2 separate regions of the Homo sapiens genome follow, and region 1 is linked to region 2. Evidence: chromatin loops called from intact Hi-C (ENCODE). Cell type or tissue: mammary epithelial cell. All regions are shown on one strand. Links, peaks and the distances in the headings refer to the core of each region. The heading gives the core; the rest is flanking DNA. Region 1 has its middle 60 kb from the start of BMP2. Region 2 has its middle 21 kb from the start of LINC01751.

Region 1 (12,436 bases), core at 3,030-11,029, 460 kb before region 2:
AAATGCAACTCTCAGGCCCTCACTCTGACTTGTGCAACCAGAATCAACATTTTCAAAATATCTTTGGGTAAACTGTATGCACATTAAAGTTTAAGAAGCTGTCAGTCATCTATATAACTTCTATTCACATGGAAATTCTGATTATGAACCTGCTGCTTAAATCTAAGATATTCTTCACATGACTTATACACCTATTCTGGAAAATATCTGAAAGTACCCGGGAATAAAATGCATGAGACTATCTGTGTATATATAGCTTTCTATGTTTCTGGTTGACTTTTCTTTTTTTTACTATTTTATGGCAATAAATATTTTATTGAAGCAGCTTGGGTTTTTTTTTTTTTTTTTGATTGGTTAACTGACTTATTCATCCCACAAATCTTTATTAAACACTTCATGTGCCAGTAAATAAAAAAAGATGATGAAGCCATGCCGATCTCCTCAAGAAAATCAGACTCTGGCAAGGGGAGCAAAATTAAGGTTTCAAGGAGCTCAGATATTCACAACCTCAAGCAGGTCACAGACACCCTTGCTATCATGATGAAAGCTAAACAAAACTTTTCTAGGAAAAAGTCCACAATTTCAAGGAATTCATGGTACCACTGGAGACCCTTTGTAGAACTCCTCAAGTAGGTTTTCCTAATCTTGTGCTCACCAGTCACAGTGTCTGGGATTCATGATTTCTTTCTTTTTTGAGACAGGGTCTCTGTCGCCCAGGCTGGAGTGTAGTGGCACAATCTCCACTCACTGTAACCTCCGCCTCCCGGGTTTAAGTGATTCTCGTGCCTCAGCCTCCCAAGTAGCTGGGATTACAGGCGTGCACCACCGTGCCCAGCTAAATTTTTATTTTTTTATTTTTTGGTAGAGATGGGATTTCACCATGTTGGCCAGGCTCATCTTGAACTCCTGATCTCAAGTGATCCTCCCACCTCAGCCTCCCAAAGTGCTGGGATTACAGGTGTGAGCAACTGCACCCAGCCTATGATTCTTAGAGGTATTTTAAATCTCCTGAAATTGTACATAAAATTCCATTTTTATGTGCTGTTTTCTGGGAGGAGAAACCATAATTTGAATCTGGTACCAATGAAATTCACTCCCCAAAAGGAGATCTGGCAGGTGATAATGATTTTGAAGGTTTACATAGGCTTTTTTGCTACTTAGAAAAGTCTTTACATGTGTCATCCTTAGTGACTCAAGAGTGGGTTAACTGGAGATTGGGCGGGAAGGGGGTAGAGTCTAAAGAAAACAGAAGTGAATTGGTTTAGCTCTCCACTCAAATCACCTTTCTTTACCTGTTGAGCAGACACACCCTTGTGTGTTCTGACTCCTAAACTTAGTCTTCTCTGGGCATCACCAATCGACCCCATCATCCCAGGAGGCCAGTTGGGTCCTCAAGAAGCAGCCTCCCAGGTTTCCTCTAGAAGACAAGCCAAGTAGATCCTCTTTAAGGACCTTCATGACCAAGGACCTTCTTGAAAGAAAAAAGAAAGGGAGTATGAAGGGAGAGAGGGAAGGAAGGAGATGCATTGCCATGACCTTGTCTTTCATGATAGTACTAAAAAAAATTGTTTTGAAAAAGTTTGCTGAAAATGCAGCCAAGATGTGGGCAAGCCTTTTCTTTGGGCAGAATGAATTTTAAAATGATTTAAAGTTTATTTTAATGAGGTTATTTAAATAAAGAGTCTTAGCTTGACAAAGGATGCTCTGTTAATAAAGCTTCAGTTCTATTTCATAGTGTTAGTATTTTAAAATATAGCTCTCTGTATTCTTTTTCTTGAATAATCTTGGTTGTCTTTACAAATACTAGCAATTTTAGTGCTTTCTTTGTAATATTTTGTGCTTTAAAATATGTGTCTTTGGTCAGGCGTGGTGCCTCATGCTGTAATCCTAGCACTTTGCGAGGCCAAGGTGGGAGGATCGCCTGAGGCCAGGAGTTCAAGATTAGGCTGAGCAACATAGACAGATCCCATCTCTACAAAAAAAATAAAAATAAAAAATTAGCTGGGTTCAGTGGCATATACCCGTAAACCTAGCTACTCAGGAGGCGGAGGCAGAAGGATTGTTTGAGCCCAGAAGTTCAAGGCTGCAGTAAGCCATGATTGCACCACTACACTTCAGCTGGAGCAACAGAGCAAGACCCTGTCTCAAATAAATAAGTAAAAATGAAATATCTATTTTTCTTTTGGTCTTTAAGGGTAAGATACATAAAGCAGGCAATGTGCTAAAATGTACTTCTTTTTCTCTTTAATGCTAACTTTTGACCTGTAATCTCAGTCACATATACAGAACTAGATTTGACAACCAGGGAACATTCTAGGTTAGTAAAAGTTGGCATGCAACTTCTTTGAAACTGAGTTACTTGTTAGATGATGAAAACTTAGAAAAACTCTTTTTCTTTTCTTTTGGGTAGAGCTTTTTGTAGATTGTTTTACAATGTACATGATGGTTTCTTATTTTTTAAAGCTGGGCTTCATGTATGAATTATCATTTTAATTTATCTAATAGTAACAATTTACTCTAATTGAATCTTTTAATTGAGAAATACCAGGGTATTTTACAGGCATTAATTAATGCTTCCTACTTCCCTGTGCGGTAGGTAAATGTTAACCTTGTTTTATAGGTGGAGAACTTAAAGGACACAGTTAAGTGTTCTGGGGCCACCCAGAAACTCAGCGGGTGGAAGGCCTAGACAACCCATTTTGGTTCTGGACCGATGCTCATTCCCTTGGTTCTCGAGCTAGAATCCAGCCTTTGCTCTGATTTATGTGGAATAAGAGAACAAGGAAAAAACATGGAGATCTCTTAACTTTTATTCTTTTGCTTTATAAATGAGGACACTGAGTCAGAGAGCAGTGACGTGAATTCACTATCCATGATAAAGTTACTCATTTGTTTACTCATTGAACAAATATTCATGTAGTACCTGTTGCATGGTGTGCATGCTTCTTAAATTCTGTAAACACATTGAACAAAACAAGCGAAGTCCTTGTTCTTAAGGAGCTTATGTGACAATGGGAGGAAGACAACAGTCAATAAACAAATAGAAAAATAACTGATACTGAATCAGGTTGTAGTGTTAGTCCGTTTTGCATTGCTATAAAGGAATACCTGAGGCTGGGAGATTTATAATGAGAAGAAGTTTATTTGGCTCATGGTTCTGCAGGTTATACAGGAAGCATGGTGCCAGCATCTGCTTCTGGTGAGCTCAGCAAACTTTCAGTCGTAGTGGAAGGCAAAGCAGGACCAGACAACTCATGGCAAGAGAGGGAGCACAAGAGAGGGGATGAGGTACCAGGATGCTTTTTAGTGATCAGATCTCATTGTAACGAACAGAGTGAGTAACCCTCGATTACTGTGGGAGGGGCACCAAGCTACTTATGAGGGATCTTCCCCGATAAGCCAAACACCTCCCAGCAGGCCCCACCTCTAACTGTGGGGAGTCACGTTTTCACGTTAGGTTTAGTGGGAACAAATATTGAAACTGTATCAGTTGTAATAAGTGTTTTTTTGGAAAAAAAAAAAAAAGCCAAAATTAAAAGGCTGCAGAGGAGGTGCTATGTGTGTAGGGGTGGAGCTGTTGCTGTTTTATATATGATGTGCAACAGAAGTCTCATCTGTAATATCATGTTTCTGTAGAGACATAACATGATGTACAAGTCATGCAGGTAGCTGGAGAAAGTTTTTCAAGCAGAGGAATCAGCATGTGCAAAAGGCCTGAGGTAGGAGAATACTTGACTTCTTTGAAAAACAGAAAGGAGGCTAATTTATCCAAGAGAAGCAAGCAGGTGGAAGAGTCATAAGCAATGAGATCAGAGTAAAAAGGGGGGCAATAGTTTAGAGAACTTTGTAAGCCATTGTAAGGACTTCAGCTTTAACCCTGACATGTGAAATCCTGAGAAGATCAGGGCAGAGGAGTGATGTAATCTGACTTACATTGTAGAGGGCTTACCCTGACTATTAGGGGGAGACAAGTCCGGGGTGTGTAGAGGAAGTGTGCAAATAGGGAGACCAGTTGAATGTGCAAGACACTATACGGAAATTGAATATTGATCAAGACTGGTGGTAAGGAATAGGAAAAGCTGTCATAAAGCTGAATAACCAACCATTGCATTAAATTCCAACTTCAAGGCACAGGCCCTTCTTGTCATGCCAGGTAGTCAGTAAGTTTCAGAAGGTTTAAAAATACTCCTCCTGGGTGAATAATAGTAAAGGCATCTAAATTTTCTTCAATGAGTGCTCTGCAAGGTACAGCTGTCAAAAGATAACCAAGGGGCAAGTTGTACCTTAGGCATGGATGCCATGGTCACTAAGATGAGCAGCTTTCTAAGATCCTGCCTCTACAAGTCAAGAATAAAAGGAAGTAAAGGAGTTGCTGATGGGTTGAATATTCCTGCTTTAGCAAGAACATTATAGGCTGCAGTAATTCTGCTTGTTCTTTGTCATCAGGTATTTGTACTAATTAGGAATACTTTCAGCTGTGTGTAACAGAAGACTCTGACCAATGGTCTTAAGTGATTAACATATGTAATTATTTTACATGCCAAGGAGTCTAGAGGTTGGTGGAAGAGGATTTGGTGTAGTGGCTCAAAGATAAAAGTCCTGAGCTCTTTATATTTTCCAGTTTAACTATTCTTAGTATGTTGGTTTTTCATCATCATGCTGCTTATTTCATAGTCACAAGATGGCTGCTGCAGCTCCAGGCATTACTTCTTCATAGTAGAGTCACATTCAGAAAGGCAGTGGGAGGGGCAAGACACACTCTCCTCATTAGACTTGCTATTTTTTTTCCCTTGGAAGAACAGCCCCTAACAGACAACCTCTCACCTCTCACTGGTCAGTAGAGGACTTCAGGAGATTTCTAGATCCTTTTGCTTTGTTGACAAAGAGCAAAGGATTACCTTGCCTGTTATATAGAGCAATCATGAATCATCTCCTGTGGCTAAGAGGAGGCCACATTCCCCAAGATCAAGGTCTCTTTACCTGCTCTTGGACACATCAGGATTCTATTAGCAGGTATGAAGTACACTTGTGTTTGTGGTGAAGGGTAGAGGGAATGGGGCAGAAATGACAATTGGGTATGGTAGTGGCTGAGTGAATACTTTTGAGGGGATAGTTTGGGCTCGTTCTTCTAGACTTCATATTTAAGCTGTGACCTAAATCTTTCAAAGGAAAATGAACACAATCTGGTTTGCTGGAGGAACAGAAGTATACCCACAGTGTTGGCAGTGAGGGAACATGAGGTTGACAGCTGGGCAGGAACCAGATTAAGAGATTGGATCTTATTTTAAGTGCAATGGGGAGCCATTGTAGGTTTTAAGTACAAGAATAATTTATGTTTTAAAAAAGATAGTTCTGGCTGCTGAGTGGTTAATAGATGGCAAGGAGAGAAGCAGAAAGATGGAATAGAAGGCAATTTCAGGTATCCAGGCAATAGAGGGTGAAGACTGGAGCTATGATTCTATGATAGCTAACTTCCATATTTGCCCTCAGTGATTCTCTCCTTTTGGTATTTACACCCTTTGGAAGTCTTCTGCATTTTACCAGGGTTAGTCTCAATGTAACCAATAGAGTACAGCAGAAGTGATGGTCTGCTGCTTCTGAGACTAGGTTATAAAGGCTATGACTTCCATCTTGGTCTCTCTCTTTCTTGGATCTCTTGCTCTGAAAGAAACAAGCTCCTAAGTTTTGAGCTACCTTAAGGAGAGGCCTGTGTGGCAAGGATCAACAGCCAGCAAGAAATGGAGGCCTGCCAACAGCTACACAAGTGGCCCCAGAAGTAGACCCTTTTTTCAATAGAGATGACAGTTGGCAATTGGCTATGATTCCAAAATTATGGGGATAAATTAGGAATGGAGAAATGGATTTAATAATCACTAGGGCCAGGTGTAGAGGCTCATGCCTGTAATCGTAGCACTTTTGGCATCCAAGTGAGGCAGATTGCTTGAGGCTAGGAGTTCAAGGCCAGCCTGGAAAGTATTGCAACACCCTGTCTCTACAAAAAATAAAAATAAAAATAAATAGGTGTGGTGGCAACTGCTTGTTGTCCTAATTACTAGGGAGGCTGAGGTGGAAGAATTGCTTCAGCCCGGAAGTTCGGGGCTGCAGTGAGCTGTGATCGCACCACTACACTCTACCCTGGGCTACAAAGTCAGACTCTGCTTCTAAAATAAAAAAAGAGAGAGAGAGAGAATATCTCAAATATAGGTAGCATTTAAAGCTGTGGAACTGGATGGGATAACCTAAATAAAATTTATTGAGAAGAGACAAGACCCAGGGCATGAATGAATGAAATGAATGAATGAAATATGAATATCTACATTAAAACACAATTCCCTTTAAAAATTAGAACACATAATGGGAATACATATAGGTGTTAAGTTGTCCATACTGGGAATATTCAATACTGGACATTACTACTGAAGAAAATTTCTTAAACTTCTTTATGATGTGACATTTATACACTGAGAGTGTGTGTTAAGGTTGCTGTGGGGACTTTAACTCTTGAACTTCCTGATACTTGGTGTATTTTCATTTTAAACCTTCCTATTCTATCACAATAAATTTACAAGTTAAACATGTATAGCTATGCACCGTGGCTTTGAATGTGTCTGAATTTCCAAGGAAACATGCACTATGGTATTGGCTATTTATGAGTGTGGAGAAATCTAAGGAAACGTATTTTCATTTCTTATTCCTCAGCAAATTACAGCTCGACATGGGCCTTTAAAAAATAGACTTGCTTTACTTCAAACAACTTGCTTACCTTGAGGTTTTCTGGGAACGTAGGGCTGTATACTTCTGAGAGCTCTTTCATAAATGATGGGATGTGCTGCAACCTCTCAGCTCCAGGCACCTTGAAACAGGCAGGGGGGTTTCTCTTTTGCCTTCCGTGTTTGCTTAAGGGAAACTAAAAGCAATCTTCTATTTGAGGTCAAGTTCTATTACACTGAAAACATTTAGTCTTCAACATACACGATTAAGATAGCACATCTGTAGTGGTCACGAGGATACATGCCCAACTTGCCCCATAGAAAGATAGTAAAGGAATCTCTTGTGTTGGTGGAATAATAGGACTGAAACATATTGAACTTCTTGAAGGGAAAGTATAAGTAGCATCCTCTTCTTTTGCTTTCTGGACACATATTTTCCCATCTCCAGAAAGACTGAGTCCCCAGGGAATAAAGACTATTGATGTGGCCTTAAGTTTGCAATTTGTGCTTCCCATAAAAATTCCTCCCCCAACTATGTATGTATGTCAATCATGATATGTCACCAGCAGGTGGCAACAGCGAGTGCAATAGAATGGAAAACCCCAGGTCAGAATCTCTGCAGATCACTAGGAAGGGTAGCATGCCAGTGTACACAGTGTATGCAGAAGGGAAATGACTGCTATTTATTTTTTTTTAAGTGCTTTACCACTCTGTCCTACCTCTCCAAGAGTCCATTTTCTTTCTTCCACAAAAATTGATTTAGACCAGAGGTCAATACTCTTATTAATCAGAGGGAGGTCCTTTTAATAGCCTGTAGGTCTTTTCCTCTACATCAGGGACAGGGAGGTTTGCCCTTGTTTGTTAAAGAGTTCTCATTTTCTGACTTGCCTGCCCCTATGGGCCTCTTAAAGCAACTCTGAAAACAAGTGGCAAAGAATAATTTTTTACTAGAAGACTTAGCAAGAGCCAACTAATTTGACCCATTAAGTGGGCTATCAGAAAGCTAGGAGGAGATGACAGGGGTTGTTTGCCAATATGAAAGAAAGAGAGATATCACTGTTTTTTTTTTCTTTTTTTTTCTTTGTTTGTTTGTTTGTTTGTTTTTTTGTTAAGCTGGCAGCTGCTGTAGTCGGATTCACTGGCATTGACTGCCACCTGGTTGGGGAGGAGTCCTATATCTTTGCAGATTCCATCTCAGAGATGAGACATTGTCCCCCTGTAATTGCCTTTGTGTAATTTCAGGACTAGCATCATGATAGATACTATATGGCAGAGCAGGCATGCTTGGGCTTGTCACATGTACAATGAGGGACTAGAGCTGTCTTTCAGGTCCAAGGAGCAAGGTTATTTGAGGAAAGCTCAGCTGGGAGTGAGTGTTCTTGAGGAAACATCTGCTCCATAGGGATGTAGACCCTTAGAAGAACATCCTTTGCAGGTTGTGCATGAGACAAGCCATAAATTAGTAGGATGAGCTCCCCCTGTAGTCTACTCTGAGTACAGAACTACCTTACAGACAATTCAGTTAGGCCTCAGACATCACAGTGCACCAAGGCAAATAAATCCACAAGTGGGAGGATATGCTTACAGGCACAGCCTTAGTGGGGGAACTGTGAAAATTATCCCTTCATGTTTCTCTGAAAGCAAGTGTATGAGCATTTTATGGAAACCTAGTGCCTCCCATCCCACTTGGAATCTGAATTGCTTGCAGTTTCCTGAGATGCCACTCCAGCCATCCATGAGGCCTGTTCTCACTTCACACATACTCTAAGACAAACGACTTGTCATATTATTGAGAAGATGGGAAACTATTTATATTACCACCTAAAGAAAGCGCATTATAAGAAATCAGGCTATGACTTTGGTTTTGCCGATAGCTGACATTTCAAATTCGGGCAAGTCACAAAAATTTCATTTCCACTTACTTATGTTAAGTAGGGTAATGATCCCGCCTTGGAGACCCTATAGAATATTTGATGATAATAATAATAATAACTAAATGATTATCGCTTATTCATGTGCTGATTTCCAGCCTGATAGTCAGGCTCTTCACCCATCTATTTCAGAGAAAAGCCAATATCCTACCACCATCTCCAGGGCCCTATATCATCTGACCCCTTTACTTCTGACCTTGTTTCCTCCTGTTCTCCTTTTATTCATTCAAACTAAGAAACTAGCTTTCTTGTTATGTCTTGAATACACTAGGGTCTTTGCATTGCCTATGTGCTCTTCCTGGACTGCTCGTTCTCCAAATATGCAGACGATAGAATTTCTTACCATCTTTCCATCTTTGTTCAAATGCTGCCTTCTTAATTAAGTCTACCTGGCCCACACATTTTACAGTTCGAACCTGTCCCCAACCAGACTCCTAACCTCTTCATTTTCCACATTCAAAAGCACTTACCTGTTAATTATGATTATTGTTTACTGTCTGTCTCCTCCAATTAGAATATAAATTCTTTAAGTACTGGAATTTTTGTTTCGTTGGTTTGTTTTCAATGGAGTATCCAAATACCTTGAAGTGCTTAACATACAAAGGGATTTGATTAATATTTGGCAAATGAATGACAACACAGCCGTCCTGTTAGGTACACACACAAAAACACACATGTATACATATATTCACACACTCCCACTCTCACATACACTTGTATACAGAATTTAGATTTATTTTATAACTTGATGAGGTTGATTAATAACCCATTCTGTGCTCCTATTACAAAAGTAGCACAATTAGAAATATTTGAATATGTCTTCAGGTGAGTCTGTTAATTTTCTTTTGAATAATTTTAATCAAAAAATATGTTTATATTACAGAAGAAATACACCCTCCTTAGGCATTTTAAGAGAAAATGCAGTTTTATTGTTTTCAGTGATGTATAATATAAAGTAATAGTAAGGGGGCTACTGAGACACTGCAGATAAACACCCTGCTAGAGCTAGTTGAATGGATAGATAAGACTCATTTACAATTAACACACTGTTTGTATGCATTTGGGTTGTTGTAAATGTGTTTGAAAACAATTTGTTCTCAAGTAAATTGAAACACCGGCTACATTCATTCTTGTTTACATTAATTTTATTGATCTATTTTCTATAGATAATGGGAAAATAAACTGTAGCGACATAGACAAAGCTGTGTTTGAATTGTCACAAATTACAAATCACAAGGAATCTTAACTGATGAGTTTCTTCCTTGAAAATGTGTTACTCCACAATGTAAACATCAGGTGCTTTGATTGCTTTTGGCTTACTCATATTCATGCTTCTTTATCCAGGATCCTTCCAAATAAAGCATCCAGAAAATGTTTGAGTCACAAAAATATGGGCTTTGTATTGTTTACAAAGGAATATTGGTGGTAGAGAGGAGGGATGGATTTCAGTTCTACTTCACTCACCTCACATTTGGTTTAGCGTGTCCTATTTTTGGGCTATCATTACATGAAGGAAGCCTACCAACTTTTGCCAGGCACTTTGCATCTTCCCTTGTTTTGAGTGAGAAGCTCTAGATTCTTCCCCATGTCTTCTACCACAGCTTTAAGATGGCTATTTGGCTTTGACTGAACACTCCAGCGGAGTCTTATCATTTTCCCAAACAGAGCATTACATGATTGTGTAGTTGTAGATGTTAGAAAGTTCTTCCTCACATATAGCTAAAATTTGACTCTTGGGAGGCAGCCTTTGTAGCTAGCTGTAGATCTACCTAGTAATGGAATAAGAGGCTATCTACCTCTTCCTTCCCCCGCATGTCAAGATCCTTTCTCAAGAAAGCTAAGAGTGGCATTGCTTCTCAGCTTTTTCTTCTCCAGATTAATAAAACTATTTCTTAACTGTTTTTTAAGAAAGTGAGCATTTATAGGCACACACACACAATAGTTTATATCCCCATTTTTTAGAGGTTAACTGCTTTCCTAGATGTGATCTTGTGCTTTTTGCCGCTTGGAAGAAATATTTAATTGATAAGAGAGTAAAAGGAAAAATAATTTGCTCTGCAGCGGCTTTTGACTGGATAACTTCTGAGGAACATATATTGTCTGAAAAAGAAGGCACAAAATTATTTCATGGTGAAGTCTACATAGGGTACACTGGCAATAACTGTTTACCTCTTTCAGGCCAGATTTAGATGTTCTTACTGACATCGTTGGTCCTCAAAACATCCCTGAGATTGAGCCTTACTTCTATTATTCCAGGAAGGATAATACCAATATACAGATTGACTAACAAACTGTCCACATATTAGACAAATCTAGCCAAAAATCAAGTCCAACTCTTTGGTCATAGATGAACACTTGTGAAGGAGGGTAAGTGAAATGCACACACCTACCCATGAAAATGGCATTACTAGAAGTAATGACAATTTGAAGCCATAATCGTGATGCTTTAGCACTTTCTACTTGATCAAAAATAAGGAGATGTGGGCCAGGTATGGTGGCTTACACCTATAATCCCAGCACTTTGGGAGGCCGAGGCTGGTGGATGACTTGAGGCCAGGAGTTCGAGACCAGTCTGGCCAACCTGGTGAAATCATCTCTACTAAAAATACAAAAATTACGTGGGTATGGCGGCACGCGCCTGTAGTTCCAGCTACTGAGGTGGCTGAGGCGCGAAAATTGATTGGGCCCAGGAGGTCCAGGCTACAGTGAGCCAAGATGGCGCCACTGCAATCCAGCCTGGGGAACAGAGAGTGACTCAGGGAAAAAAAACGAACAAACAAAAAACCAAGGAGATGTGGAGAGAGTTTGCCATCTTTGGCAAAAAGTGAAGATCACTAATTTGGTGATCTTAATTTGATCTCTAAATGTTGTTTTGCTTTGAAAAATAGCTGAACACATAGCAATGTTCAGTTTAAAAATCATAATTAATGAAATTATGTATCTTTTCTCAGACCCAGATCACAGAATCACTGGGAGGAGATTAAATATTGGGATAGAGCAGAGTAAAAAGAACCATGAAGGAAAATCATCTTTAACTTGAAACTAAATTTGGTAACATCTAATATCAAACGGGATTCTTATAGCATGTGGAATTGTTTAGTCACTACCATAATCATTTCAAAACCAGATTTTCTGCTTTACTGCTATAGTAGTTCTTGCCTAGCAAATGAGGAGCAGGTCTTGAGTTTCTGGAAACATTCATGCTATTTTATAGAACTTCTCACGGACACCTGGAGGGAATGGGATTGTAAATTAATGGTTTACATAGCTGTCACCTGAATTCCTAGAATTGGAACATTTTGACTTCCTTGATGAGCTCAGACTTTTGCTTCATGTCACTTATGAACATATTTCCAAAATTTGGAAAATAAATGAGTTTAGTTTCAAAGTTTATAAATTTTTTTTGTGAATTTAGAGAGAGAATTAAAGTGGTGGAATACGGTTACAAAGTAATGTTATTAGCTATAATTAATCAGCACGGACAAGTATTGTGTCCTAGGATAAAATTTTAATTTGCAAGGTCTCAATTAAGAGTGAATAGAAGCTGTCAGTGAATTTATATATAATTTTGTAAATTCAGTAGATAGCAACCTATGACATTATGCAGATGACTGTTTTGCATATTTATTAACTTTTTTCATATTTTCCTTATTGGGAATCAAGAAATTTGTGCATATTAAAGTTACAGAGTGTGCCACATTATGACAAAGACTGTGACCTCTTTAAGAAATGTTTCCCGGTCGGGTGCATGGCTCACACCTGTAATCCTAGCACTTTGGGAGGCTGAGGTGGGCG
Region 2 (12,436 bases), core at 3,018-11,017:
TGAAAACTTTTTTCTTTGAAAATTCAATACAGTTGATAATGCAAATTTTTACAAGAGTCATTTAGATAACTTTATAGATAAAATATCCATGGCAGTGAAGTGAGGAAAGATAGAGATGATTGAAAAAATTTTAGAGGCCCTTGTTCTGTTTTACCTGGGTTCCAAAGCTGGAATAAATCAAAACTGATTTTGACATGTCCCTAAGTAGTCTTTCTTGTGTTCCAGTGCTATGTTCCCTTGGCTTTGTTCCTTGTGTGCTTCTGTGTAAACCATATGTTCCTCAAACAGTAAACGATACCTGTACTTCATCCCCTTTTCCATTTCTCCTTGCAGTTTTGTCCTCATCCACAGAACGCTGTTGAATTTCCTCTCCAAGAACTCACCAGCAGCTTTACAGAATATTTTTCTTGCCTATGCTGCCGATCAGCTTTCTTTCTCTCTTGAATTCCACTTCCCTTGGCTTTTATTTTCCTCCTTTTAAAAATATTCATTGTAAATTCATTGTCAAATTTTTTTTTTTTTTTTGACAGAGTCTTGCTCTGTCACCCAGGCTGGAGTGCAGTGGTGTGATCTCAGCTCACTGCAATCCCTTCCTCCCAGGTTCAAGTGATTCTCATGCCTCAGCCTCCAGAGTAGCTGGGACCACAGGCACATACCGCCACGCCTAGCTAATTTTTGTATCTTTTTGTAGAGATGGGGTTTTCCATGTTCCCCAGGATGGTTTTGAACTCTTGGCATCAAGCGATCCACCCACCTCGGCCTCCAAAAGTGCTGGGATTATAGGCATGAGCCACCGTGCCCTGCCTGTCAATATAATTCTTTTATTCACCTGTAACAATCTCAAATATTAGAACTCTCTGGAAATCTTCAATGTCTTGGTTTTTCCACATAGTGTTTAATGGTTTTTACCTTTCTTCTCCGTGGAAACAGTTTCAGTAGCCACTTGGACATTTTGACATGAACATATTTATAAAGTTGCAAACTCAGTTTATCAAAAGTTGACTATTAATTTTTTACTTTTTTCACTCCTCTCCTCAAATCACCTATATTGGTCTATTAGAAACCACCATTTACCACATGAAATTGGCTCTTCAAATTTCCCTCCCCACCAATCTCTCTTTGTCACCCCATATTCAATAAAAGTCTTGTCAATTTTACTTCCCAATGCCCATTATGCGACGACCACATTTTTGCCCCAGCCATCCAAGTCCTGATTCAATTGGTCTTCATTAGAGTCATCGTGTCCTGTTACCCATCTCTACTTCATGTAGCACACTGCCACCAACATTATCTTTCTAAAACTTACATCTGCAGATGACGGTCCTTTTTATGCTCAGTCTCTAATGGGTAAAGTTTTTGATCCAACATTAATAATCTTTTAAAATAAGGCTCAAAACTGTCTTGCTAATTTTCTTTATTTTTAATTTGTAAAGGCTTAATTATATGTAATTCACATATCATGAATTTCACCCATTAGAGTGTAAAAAATCAGTGGGTTTTAGTATATTCACAAAACTGTGCAGCTACAATCAATTTTAGAACAGTCTTATCAGCCTCGGAAGAAGCTGTATTTCCTTTAGGTGTCAACCATGCCCAGTTTCCCTCATCAGAAACTCTATTTCCTTTAGGCCTCAACCATGGTCAATTTCCCTCATCTCATCCCTAGGCATAGGCATCCATTATTTTATTTTATGTCTCTATAGATTTTCCTATTACTGGCATTTCATATAAATGGAATCTTTGAATACATGGTCTTCTTTCATTCAGCATGATGTTTTAAAGGTTCATTTATGTTATAGCATGTATAAGTATTTTGCTAGTTTTCATTGCAGAATAATATATCACATTGTATGCATATATCACATTTTATTTAAATATTAATCAATTGCTAGTCTCTTTTGGCCCTGTCTTTTCCTCCTACCATATCTTGTACTTCTCTTATTTTCACCACTTTAAATTTTTTTTCTCAATTTCCTAGAATTCTTCATACCTGCTGTTTTAGAATTGGTTGTTTAAGTTTCCTTATTTTCAAGTAGATTTTAAGACTGTTCTTTTTCATATTCCTAAAACTGAGGGTTTTTTTTTTTTAACATAGATAATCAATTCTATTCAATGAAAATGAATTCGGTCTACTGTTTTCAGTATTTTGATACTTAGGAATGTGAAAGCTATAATAACCAGAAATGCAAGAATGAACACTGTCTTAAAATTTACGACATACTGTCACAATATTTAAACCTACAATCGTGCGTGTATGGTCATTGTGCTTGTATAATTGATTTGATGTCCTTTATTTATATGTGAAACAACATTATTGGCATAAATTCTATCAGTTTTCTAATATAAGAGTGATAAATTGGGGTAAATTAACAAATATCTTTGGCTATTCCAAAGTTAAAGACATTGGACTGGAGTACTATGGGAGATCGGGAGGTGCAAAGAATTATGGGAAATAACACATGAACACAAACAATCATGAACTAACCTGTCATGACAGGAAATGGGAACTGTTTAGTTCTTGGACACAGCAGCAAAAACAGCAGATTACTTTAGGTTGAGCCACTATTAAAGAACTCTGGATTAGATAAGATTAAATTCAGTCCATAAAGAAAAACAGGATTTAGATAGATAGATGAAGACAAGAGAGATGGTTAATTGGGACCACCTAAAAGCCAAATTTGTTGACAAGGGAAATCCTCATTCAGATCTGAGTTTTGGTACGGCCCTGGGCATATTTTGTTAATCTAGTTAATTCCTTGCAGTTATTCAGCTATGCCAATGTTCTCTCTTGCTTTGTGAATTTGCACAAACTGCTCCCTTTGCCCGTTCACTCTACCCCCTCCCCACCCCCCAATCTGTCTGGCTGTCTTTCTTGCCAACTAAAATTCAGTTTAAATCAATTTCTTTTCTAAAGTCTTTCCTATTCACCTCTTGCTGAGTTAGGTGCACCCTTCACTATATATCTATAACCCCCAATTGGAACATAGCCCATGTTGGATAAATAGGTGATTGAATGGATAAAAAATAAATAAATGAGAGTATGAAATATTAAACTACCTCACTGAATCCTTCCTATTCACACTGTCTCTCACCATTTATTTTCTAAATCTGCTTTCTAGCTAGCTTTTTGAAAGAACTTAGACCATGTGAAGCAGGACAGAAACATGTAAGTGGAAGATGGTATTTATTTTAGTAATTCACAATATCTTGTTACGATTCTGGAAAGGCAGTAATGCTTAAAGTATGATCCCTGAACAAGCAGTGTCATCTTCACTTGGAAGCTCATTAGAAATGTAAATTCTCAGATTCCATCTCCAAACCTACTTAGTCAGAAATGGGGAGAGAAGAGTGGTTTTCACAAGCCCTCTAAGTGATTCTGAGGCCTGCTAACATTTGAGAACTACTATACTATATTGAGGTTGCTTTCGTAATGTCATAAGGGACTTGCAGGTGGTTTGATATGCTCATTTAGCTCGTCTAAATGATTCATTTCTTCTGTAAAATCATTCATTTCTCCAAAAAGTCCCCTGGTTCCTTTTCTTGGAAAATTGTATTCAAAACTAACATCTGGGGGATAGGTGTGTTTGCTGCTTCTGGGGCATCATTTATTTCTAGGCTCTCTCATTGGACACACACACGTGTGTGTGTGTGTGTGTGTGTGTATGTGTGCAGATAAGTGTATATTCATGGATTAATACACATATTTCCTTCCTTTCCACATATGTGTGTGTATATGTATTTAATGGTGCAATCACAGCTCACTGCAGCCTCAAGCAATTCTCCCACCTCTGCCTCCTCAGTAGCTGGGACCACAGATGTGTGCTACCACACCTGGCTAATTTTTTTTTTTTTTTAATAGAGACAGGATCTTCCCTATGTTTCTCAGGCTGGTCTCAAACTCCTGGGCTCAAGTGATCCACATGCCTCGGCTTCACAAATTGTGGGGATTACAGACGGGAGCCACCACGCTTGGCCGTCTATGCCACCTGGATCGTATTAGCCTTCTCTTCACCTGGGTTGTATACAACCTTCTACTCTAACAGTGAGGAACCTAGTTCTCACCATCTTCCATACATCTACTCAATTGTTCAAATCCAGTGTGTGTCTATAATGGTTCCATAATTTTTAACATACCGTCTGGTAAACAACATTACCAGTTAGAGTTTGACATTCTCATGTAGTTCTTTTCCTCTGATTGTGTTGGAGTGGCAATCCAAAATAAAACTTAATGTTAAGTGTTTCATAATCTAGAAGAACAAGTCCTCTAAGAGACTAATCTGTAACATCCTGGCTTGTGTATTAAAACGAAAAAAAGAAAGAACCCATTCACAAAAGGATAAAGAACATAAACATCATCAGAGGTAGTCCAGACCCTGGAAAAAGTGAAGGAACATTTCCAAACTTAGTGCAATTCCTGCAACTGACAGTACATGTGCAGGGCCCATTTTGTTAAATTATTCATAGATTTAGAATGACCTGACACACTCAAATGTTAATAAATACATAATTATTAAATTCTATTACATGAAATTAGGTAACTAAAACTGGCCTATTGTGGTTCCTCCTATCCAAAGCAGTATTTCAGGTCCTCACAAAATCAGAAGTATATAAGAAGGCCAGAAAGTCTGAATTTTGGCACATTTCTTCTTTCTAGAAAAGGTTCACAGGTAGGATGGTAGATGAGGAGCTGGTGGGCCAGGGAGAGTGGAGAAGCTGGCCATAGCACTGGGAGGGGCTTATCTAAAGTTCCTAGTGGTCCAGGAGCTACTTTTTATGGCTCTTCTAAGGAAAATGGTACCCATTAAGAATGATTTTTTTAAAAGCAAATGACATCCTATTCATAATTTCTTCTTAAAAATATGTCACCTCTGCTAGGAAGAAACCAAAATTGCCCTACATGAGCATTCATCATTATTTTTTAATCTTCATTTTCTTGTTGTGTTTCTTTATTACATTTGATTATGTCTGTCCTGTATTATAGTTTCTTATTTGTAGTGTTGCTTACCTTTTCCTGTTCAATCTGCCCTACGTATTCTCTTTGAGGGTGGAGGCTTGATCTCATTATTTGAATGCTTAACATATAGTTGATTATCAACAAATATTGAATAGAAAGCTCAAAGAACACATAGAAAAGAATAACTCAACATTGTAGTTTTTTACTCCCAGATTTCTTTTGTGAAAACTAAAAACTTCCTTGACTTTATTGAGATAAATGGCTTTTCAGCATGAACATTCATGCTCACTCATAAAAGCAAGTTCTCATGAGGTAGTCCCAGGAATAATACTGTCTTTTGAGTCTCTGAAAACTAAAGTATTCATGCTTCTTGCACGTTTTTTTTTAAATCATAGAATTCTTCAATATATTATTGGGACGGGTTATATAGTTTGGATGTTCTCAGTCTGCCAAATAATGGCCCAGCTGCATCAGAATCGATTTGAAGAGATTAAACAAACAAACAAAAACCGAACAGTTTCCAGTCACACCCCTAGAGTTTTGGATGTAGCAGGTTTGAGGTAAGGCTTGGAAATCTGTCATTTAAAAATACCTCCCCAAGTGTTTTCTGATGGGAAGTTGGATCACATCCTGCCTCATATTGTGGAATAGGTGGTTAAAAATCCCCCAAACTCTGTTCTTCCATTAGCAAGAAGGGTCACTACTGATGTGTGTGTTACACCAGAAGTCTGTTCATCTCAGACCTTCTTGGAAGAATAAGTTTGGTTTGCCTTCTCAGTGGCGGTCACACAAGACTGCATGAAAGAACAGTCTGGCTGAAAAGCAAAATTTATATTTTAGAACAATATTAAAAACATAGAGCCAAAGAGCCAGTTTCAACAAGATGAGCTTTCCATAGCATAGCTTTATCAGGACTTCTCTGCTTTCTGTTAACTAGACTGCCTGGTGAATTCTTCATGGCAAATAACTCTAGCCAGTGTTTCGAGAAAGTGATTTCTAGCCTCCTACACTCTAAGCCTTGGGAAGTACAATCCAATATTGAGACAGGCCGATTTGAAGAGCTCTGAGCCTCAGGGAACAGCGCCATCTGCTGATGACTGAGGACATAGCTTACTTGAGAACAAGAGTCTTCGGGAAAGCGGTAGATATTAATTATGTATGTCCTGGCTTTCGCACCACGGCCGCTATAACAACCTACTCCCAAGCACCAGGCATTCTTTCAGCTCATTGGGTGAGATTAGTCAGTAATAACTGGTGAGTGTTTTTATTACTTAAATATGAACACCATTCTTTGAATGCCATGGCTTAAGCCTTAGGTAGACAAACTCTGCCTATAGGTGTTCATGCATCAAACATAGAAGCTCAGCACTACTGGACAAGGCATGACACCTTTGCCACAGTAACTTTAATGGTTTAGGGACAATGTTCAAGGAGTCTGGTTACAGGGGGCTATGGGGAATTTCATCTCCTAACTGTTTTTCTTTAGGGCCCAACATCAGCAATCACCAGTTAGTGTGTGATACTCCGAAGTTTCAGCATGTGCCATTTCCTGCTGAACGGGTCTAACAGAGCAAAGCAGACCCCAGGGAAGCCCAATTTTGGTTAGGTTAAATCCTTAAAGAAACGAGGTGGTATTTTTCCCATTGGTAGTTTATTTATGTGTTTGTTTTAATGTTAGGGCTTATCCCTTCTAATATCCTCCCCAGGACCAGGAAAGGGAAATGTTAAAGTCATGAAACGGAGAGAGAAGAAATACCCTATCTGTGTGTGTGTATGTGTGCATGTGTGTGTAGGTGTGTGTTCTAAACCAGGTCTTTGAAAGATAAACATTTGATGTAGCAAAATGTTGAAAGTAAAAGTAATAAGCAAGTTTCATTACATTTTTCTAAAAATATTTGGCTTCCAAAATCAAACCCACTTAAAGTTTTCCTACTTTTATTTTCTTTTCTTAGTCATTTCAACATATTGTAGGGGATTTCACTGTGTCATAATAATGTTATTTTTACACAGATTTTAACAGTAAAAATAAAGTTGGTGGACCCCACTGCCCTCCACAAGAGCTGAAAGTTCATTTTTCTGCCCAATTCTTCCCACACACGTGAAAAAAACACATTTAAAATTAAAGGTCAGCACTTAGGCTCTTGTGAGGTCTGGCAATATTTGATCAGAGTTTAAAAATCTATAGCATATATTACAAATAATATTTGAAATAAGTGCAGATGGAAATAATTAGATTTTTTCAGTTTGATTTTATCGTTTATAAAATATTTGAACTAGGCTTATTATTTTTCTATATTTAAAATGTGTCTAATTCAATTTTCACTATTGCAAGGACAGACGTGGCATAAACACATTTACATGAAAACTCATTATTTCTAAACTCGCAAAACTTTAGACCACATAATCCCAGGTACTTCAACTTAAAACATTGCAAGTTTAAGTAAATGAAATATTATATATTAATAATAATTAATACTGAAACTTATTGATAACATTACTATGTAATGTTTTTGGTACTTTATGTGTAATAATTCATTTAATCCTTATAGCAACACTATCAGCTGGGTACTATTGCTCTTCAATTGAGGACACAGAGAGGTTAAGTACCTTACCTAGGGATGAAAATATAGCTAGTAAATGGCAGAGATGATAGAAGCATAGATATACTGAGTTAGATCCCTTTATATCCCCTAAGAACACCTCCTTAAATGTTTCCTTCCAGGTGTCTCACTTCATCTCATCATAGCCCTAATCTTGAGATATTCCTGTCTGTCTGTCTGTCTATCTATCTATCTATCTATCTATCATCCATCCCTCCCTCCCTCCCTCCCTTTCTCCCTCCCTCCGTCCCTCCCTCCCTCTCTCCCTCCTTCCCTAACTGTCTACCTACCTACCTACCTATCTATTGGTTGAGCATTCCTTATCCGAAATGCTTGAGACCAGAAGTGTTTTGAATTTCAGATTTTAAAATATTTGCATATACGTAATAAGATATCTTAGGGATGAAACCTAACTCTAAAAAGATATCTTAGGGATGAAACTTAACTCTAAACATGCAATTCATATATGTTTCATATGTACTTTTTACACATAACCAAAAGGCAGTCTTACACATTTTCAACAGTTTTGTGTGTGAAACAAAGTTTGGGTACATTGAACCATCATAAAGCAAAGGTGCCACTATCTTGGCCACACTTGAGGACAATCTATGGTTGTTTGGCATCACCATCATTCCTGACTTTGATTTTGTATGCCACCGAGAAGCAATTATTTTCTTATACTTATTCAGGCATAAGTACTTAACAGTAATATAACATACCATTAATACAATGAAAAAAATAATGTGTTCAAAGTAGCTAAGCAGCACGGTAGCATCACCAGATGCCTGTATGAGCTATTAAACAACAGCAACAACAAACACCAGCAGGCTTTCAGTCTTTACCTGCGGTGCTGTGTTTCGATTAAAAGGTTACTGAACCCTGTATTTTGTCTCTTTAGGTGAGAAGAAACATTAGAAGCAGTTGAAGGACCGGGAAGTAGGTCCTCTGGAGATGAGGGGACATTCTTCTAAATGGCTTGTTAAAATGTTAACTGTAGTGTCATCTGTGTCATTAGTAACTATTTTTTTGCCTTAGAAGTCTCTCTTTCATTTTATAAACTGAAGTGATTTCTTGTTCTGCTATCAGCTACGAACATACGCTGCTCTAGTCCTTCGATAAACCCATCACATATTTTCAGCATGTCATGTATAAGCACTTTTTCTGTAGTGTTAACAAAGTCATTTTCATTGTTACTATTATCACAATCATCTAGACTCAGAGCCATTTTGGCTTTTTCACTACTGACTAATGAATGAACAACCGGAGCCTCATTATTGATGTTAAGAACTTCTTTGTTATCCACCTGTTCCACCCTATTGACAGATTCTGAAGATACAATTTTTGCATATGTAAGGAGATCTGACATTTTTCTTCTCATCTGACTTTTGGAATCCTTCAAAGTCACCACTTTGTCATCATCACAAAACATAGTCATAAGCCAGAGATTGTGCCAGGCATGCACAACTGTGCCTTTAGTCACCATCTTCCAAGCATTGGCAACAGCACCTATGGCATCCTAAACTTTTCAAAACCTTTCACGCCCATACCTCTGTTCTCTGCTGCTGGCGTGCTTTTCAAGAACGTGTTTTTATATTGACTTTTCTTTGATCTGAGGATGCCCTGGTCATGTAGCTGAATCCACAAAGTCACATTTGGAGGAAAGTATATGGCATAAACGTAATCTTTGAGAATTTGGTGCCTTCCTACAGTGAGCTCAAGCTGCTGGTACCAAATGTTTATGAAAGTAATCAGAAAAGATGTCCCTGGGGATGCATGCTTTTTTGTTAGCATAATATTGCACTGTTAAAAAATTCACTCCTTGAAAACAGTGAGGATGCAAGCTTCTGCCTATCACAGCAGGGTTACACTTAGGTGTGCCCGCTGCCTTAGCACATCTTAGCACAGTTATTCTGTCCTTGGCATCCTTAATTCCTGTAGGAGCTGTCTCATCAGCTGTAGTCAGTGTCTTCTGGGGGCAACAAGGCCAAAACAGTTACGTTTTAGTAGCATTATAGATGTGTTCTGGAGTCAGATTTTCATCAGTAATGACTTTAGCAAACTCATCAATGAGTTTCTCTGCTGCTTTATGATCAGCAGATGCTTATCACCCAGAGCTTTAAAAATGTAATGCCATGTTGCTGTAGAAAAAAATGGGTTCTTGTCACACAATCAGGAAGACTTAGGCACACAGACACTTTTGGAAGGGTGAGGGGGAACGGTGTTTATTGGGTGAAAAAGGAAAAGAAAAACCAAAAAGCTCAGCAAAGTGAGAAGGGTTTCTGTTAACAGGCCCCCATGTCACAGATTGAATCCCGGGTCACCATCCAGGAACAGCAGAGGTCAGACTCCTCCTCCCTGCAAATGGCACAAACTTCCCAAGACTCCACCCCATCGTCCCGGTGTGCAGGTGGGCATTATTGAGAAAGAATAAGTTGAGAAAAGGGCGAGCTTCATCTGGGACTGGCAGTCTGGTTTTTCAGCCTTCAGGCTGTTTAAGGCTTGAAGGCAGGCTTTCACCGGGGGATGCTTGGCTGCCTTCTGTCGGTATCAATGATGTTTTTCAAATTTCTCCAGCCAGCAGGCTGAATTCTTATAGTTCCATTTAATTTTCAGTTTACTGTGATAGATCTTTGCTTGTTTCATAGTCAGCATACTATTAAGTAACTTGAGTTCACTGCAGTGCTGATGGATCCATTCTTTCAATACACAATCAAGATCTTCTTTTTCAGGTTTATGCAGTATTTTTTTTCTATTTTTTAATTAACTTCTGCTCATCACTTTTGGCAAAGGTCCTGGCCTGATGGGGCATCATGGGAAACTGCCCTTGGTGTGTCCCACTGCACACACGCCATTTTATTATCATTTGTGGGAAAGCCTGCATGAGGGAATCTGGGCATGTACAGAGAAAATACACCAAAACTGAAGTTGGGTAGGAGGGTTCTATTTCCCCCATGCGGATGCTGAATAAACTGTGCGCACTTGCATTTTGACTGCCACATGTCACATGGGGTCAGGTATGGAGTTTTCTACTTGTGACATTATGTCGGTGTTCGAAAGGTTTTGAATTTGGGAGAATTTCTGATTTTGGATTTTTAGATTAGGAAAGCTCAACCTCTTTATCGTACCTACCTACCTATCTCTGTATCTACAATCAGTATAGACAGTTAGATATAGATGTAGGTATATACGTGGTTAGAGCAACAGCAGCCCAGACTTTTGGCACCATGGACCAGTTTTGTGAAAGACAATTTTTCCACGAGATGGGGTGTGGAGGGGGATAGGGTTTGGGGATGAAACTGTTCCACCTCAGATTAACAGGCATTAGATTCCCGTAAGGAGTACGCAACCTGGATCCTTTGCATGTAGAGTTCATAATAGGGTCTGTGCTCCTATAAGAATCTAATGCCATTCTGATCTGACAGGAGGTGGAGCTCAGGTGGTAGTGCTTGCTTGCCCACTACTCACCTCCTGTGTACTGCCCAGTTCCTAACAGCCCACAAACCAGAGGTTGGGGACCCCTGGGTTAGAGAAAGAGAGAGACAGAGAGAGAATGAATACAAAGAGGGATATTTTCAAATAGCTGGTAGACAGGTTATTGAATGGTCTCAACACAAAGAAATGATAATGTTTGAGTTGACACATACATGAATTACCCTGACCTGATCATTATACATTGTATATATCACAATATCACTATGTACCCCATACATATATACCCCTTGTCACATATTATGTGACAGTTAAAATAAATACGTTGTTAAAAAGGAGAATAATGCAAAAAATATAAGTATGCTATTTCCTTTTTTTCCTTTCTGTATTTTATCTTCTTCTTTATTTGCCTTCTTGATTAATCATTTCCTAGAGGCTGGTAATCAGATTTGGCTCCTGCCCTCCAAGATCTGTCAGTTTCATAAACTAACTCACACATGCAAATACTAATAGCTTTAAAGTGCTGAGTGCTAGAATATGTTCCCTTCAGTGGTAAAGAATTGGAGCAAATTCTTCCACATTGTGGTGTGGGGTAAAGAGGAAAGGCTTTCATAGAAGAGGCAGCATTTTGGTTGGTTTGGCAGGTAGAAATAGGAGGAGAGTGTTTCACTGAGACAGAGGAGCCCAATGAGCTGTCTGCATGGGGGTGGAGGAGGTATGAGTGAAATACACAGGAAGAGAATTTCAAGAAAGAGGTGGGAGGTGGGGGCAATTAACATCCTTAACTGCTGCAGGGAAAACAAACAAATGGCTGAGAAAAGACCATTAATATATAAGCATTTTCTGATACGTGAGCCATGCATACAATTTTAAATATCCTAGTAGTAGTCACATTAAAAAGAAACAGATAAAGTTTAAAATGTATTTTATTTAACCCTTTATATAAAAATATTATCATTTAACATGTAATAAATATACAAATTTATGTTTTGCATTCTTGATTCTGTACTTTGAAATCCAGTGTGTATTTCATACTTACAGCATATCTCAATACTAAAGAACCACAAGTGCTCAATAACAGCACCCTGTGGTTTGTGGCTACTACATTGAATGACACAGATTTAGACAACAGCAAAAAAAGTGTGAGTAGAGAAGTGGAACCAGAAGTCAGATTCTAAGGAATTAGGGGAGAGTGGATGGTAAAGACATAGGGACAGACAGTGTGTATTACTTTTTTCCAAACACTTGGAGAGCAAAAAATGACACTGTTCTTTTATTCTCTCTTTAAGATAACTGAGATGGTAATACATTTCATGGAAAGGGTCAAGAAATTTAAAAAAAATGAGAAATTGCAGATATGAGGAGGAAGTTATGAAGCCAGCATGCCATACTGAGGGTTAAGACCTAGAGGGTCTGGGACTACTAGTGCTAGTCTTTTTGTTCTATGTTTGGA

What was found. Hi-C counts contacts between places; a loop is a spot of excess contacts. Peaks named below come from ENCODE experiments on the same cell type or tissue, not always from the same donor. Only the 100,000 strongest peaks of a DNase experiment are listed, where the experiment ranks them.
Region 1: a loop joins it to region 2, with 10 times the contacts of the local background. A loop is called at or near these places in 32 of 110 quality-filtered maps.

The regions. Positions count from the first base shown.
Region 1 is chr20:6,821,715-6,834,150 of GRCh38, forward strand. No RefSeq gene overlaps it. Among named protein-coding and RNA genes, the nearest start is that of BMP2, 60 kb to the left of the region's middle. In mammary epithelial cell, for the core only: CTCF peaks have their summits at 7,296 (motif pointing right) and 8,195; DNase peaks (open chromatin) are centred at 7,297 and 8,007; H3K27ac peaks cover 445 bases.
Region 2 is chr20:7,280,071-7,292,506 of GRCh38, forward strand. No RefSeq gene overlaps it. Among named protein-coding and RNA genes, the nearest start is that of LINC01751, 21 kb to the right of the region's middle. In mammary epithelial cell, for the core only: a CTCF peak has its summit at 6,045 (motif pointing left); a DNase peak (open chromatin) is centred at 6,051.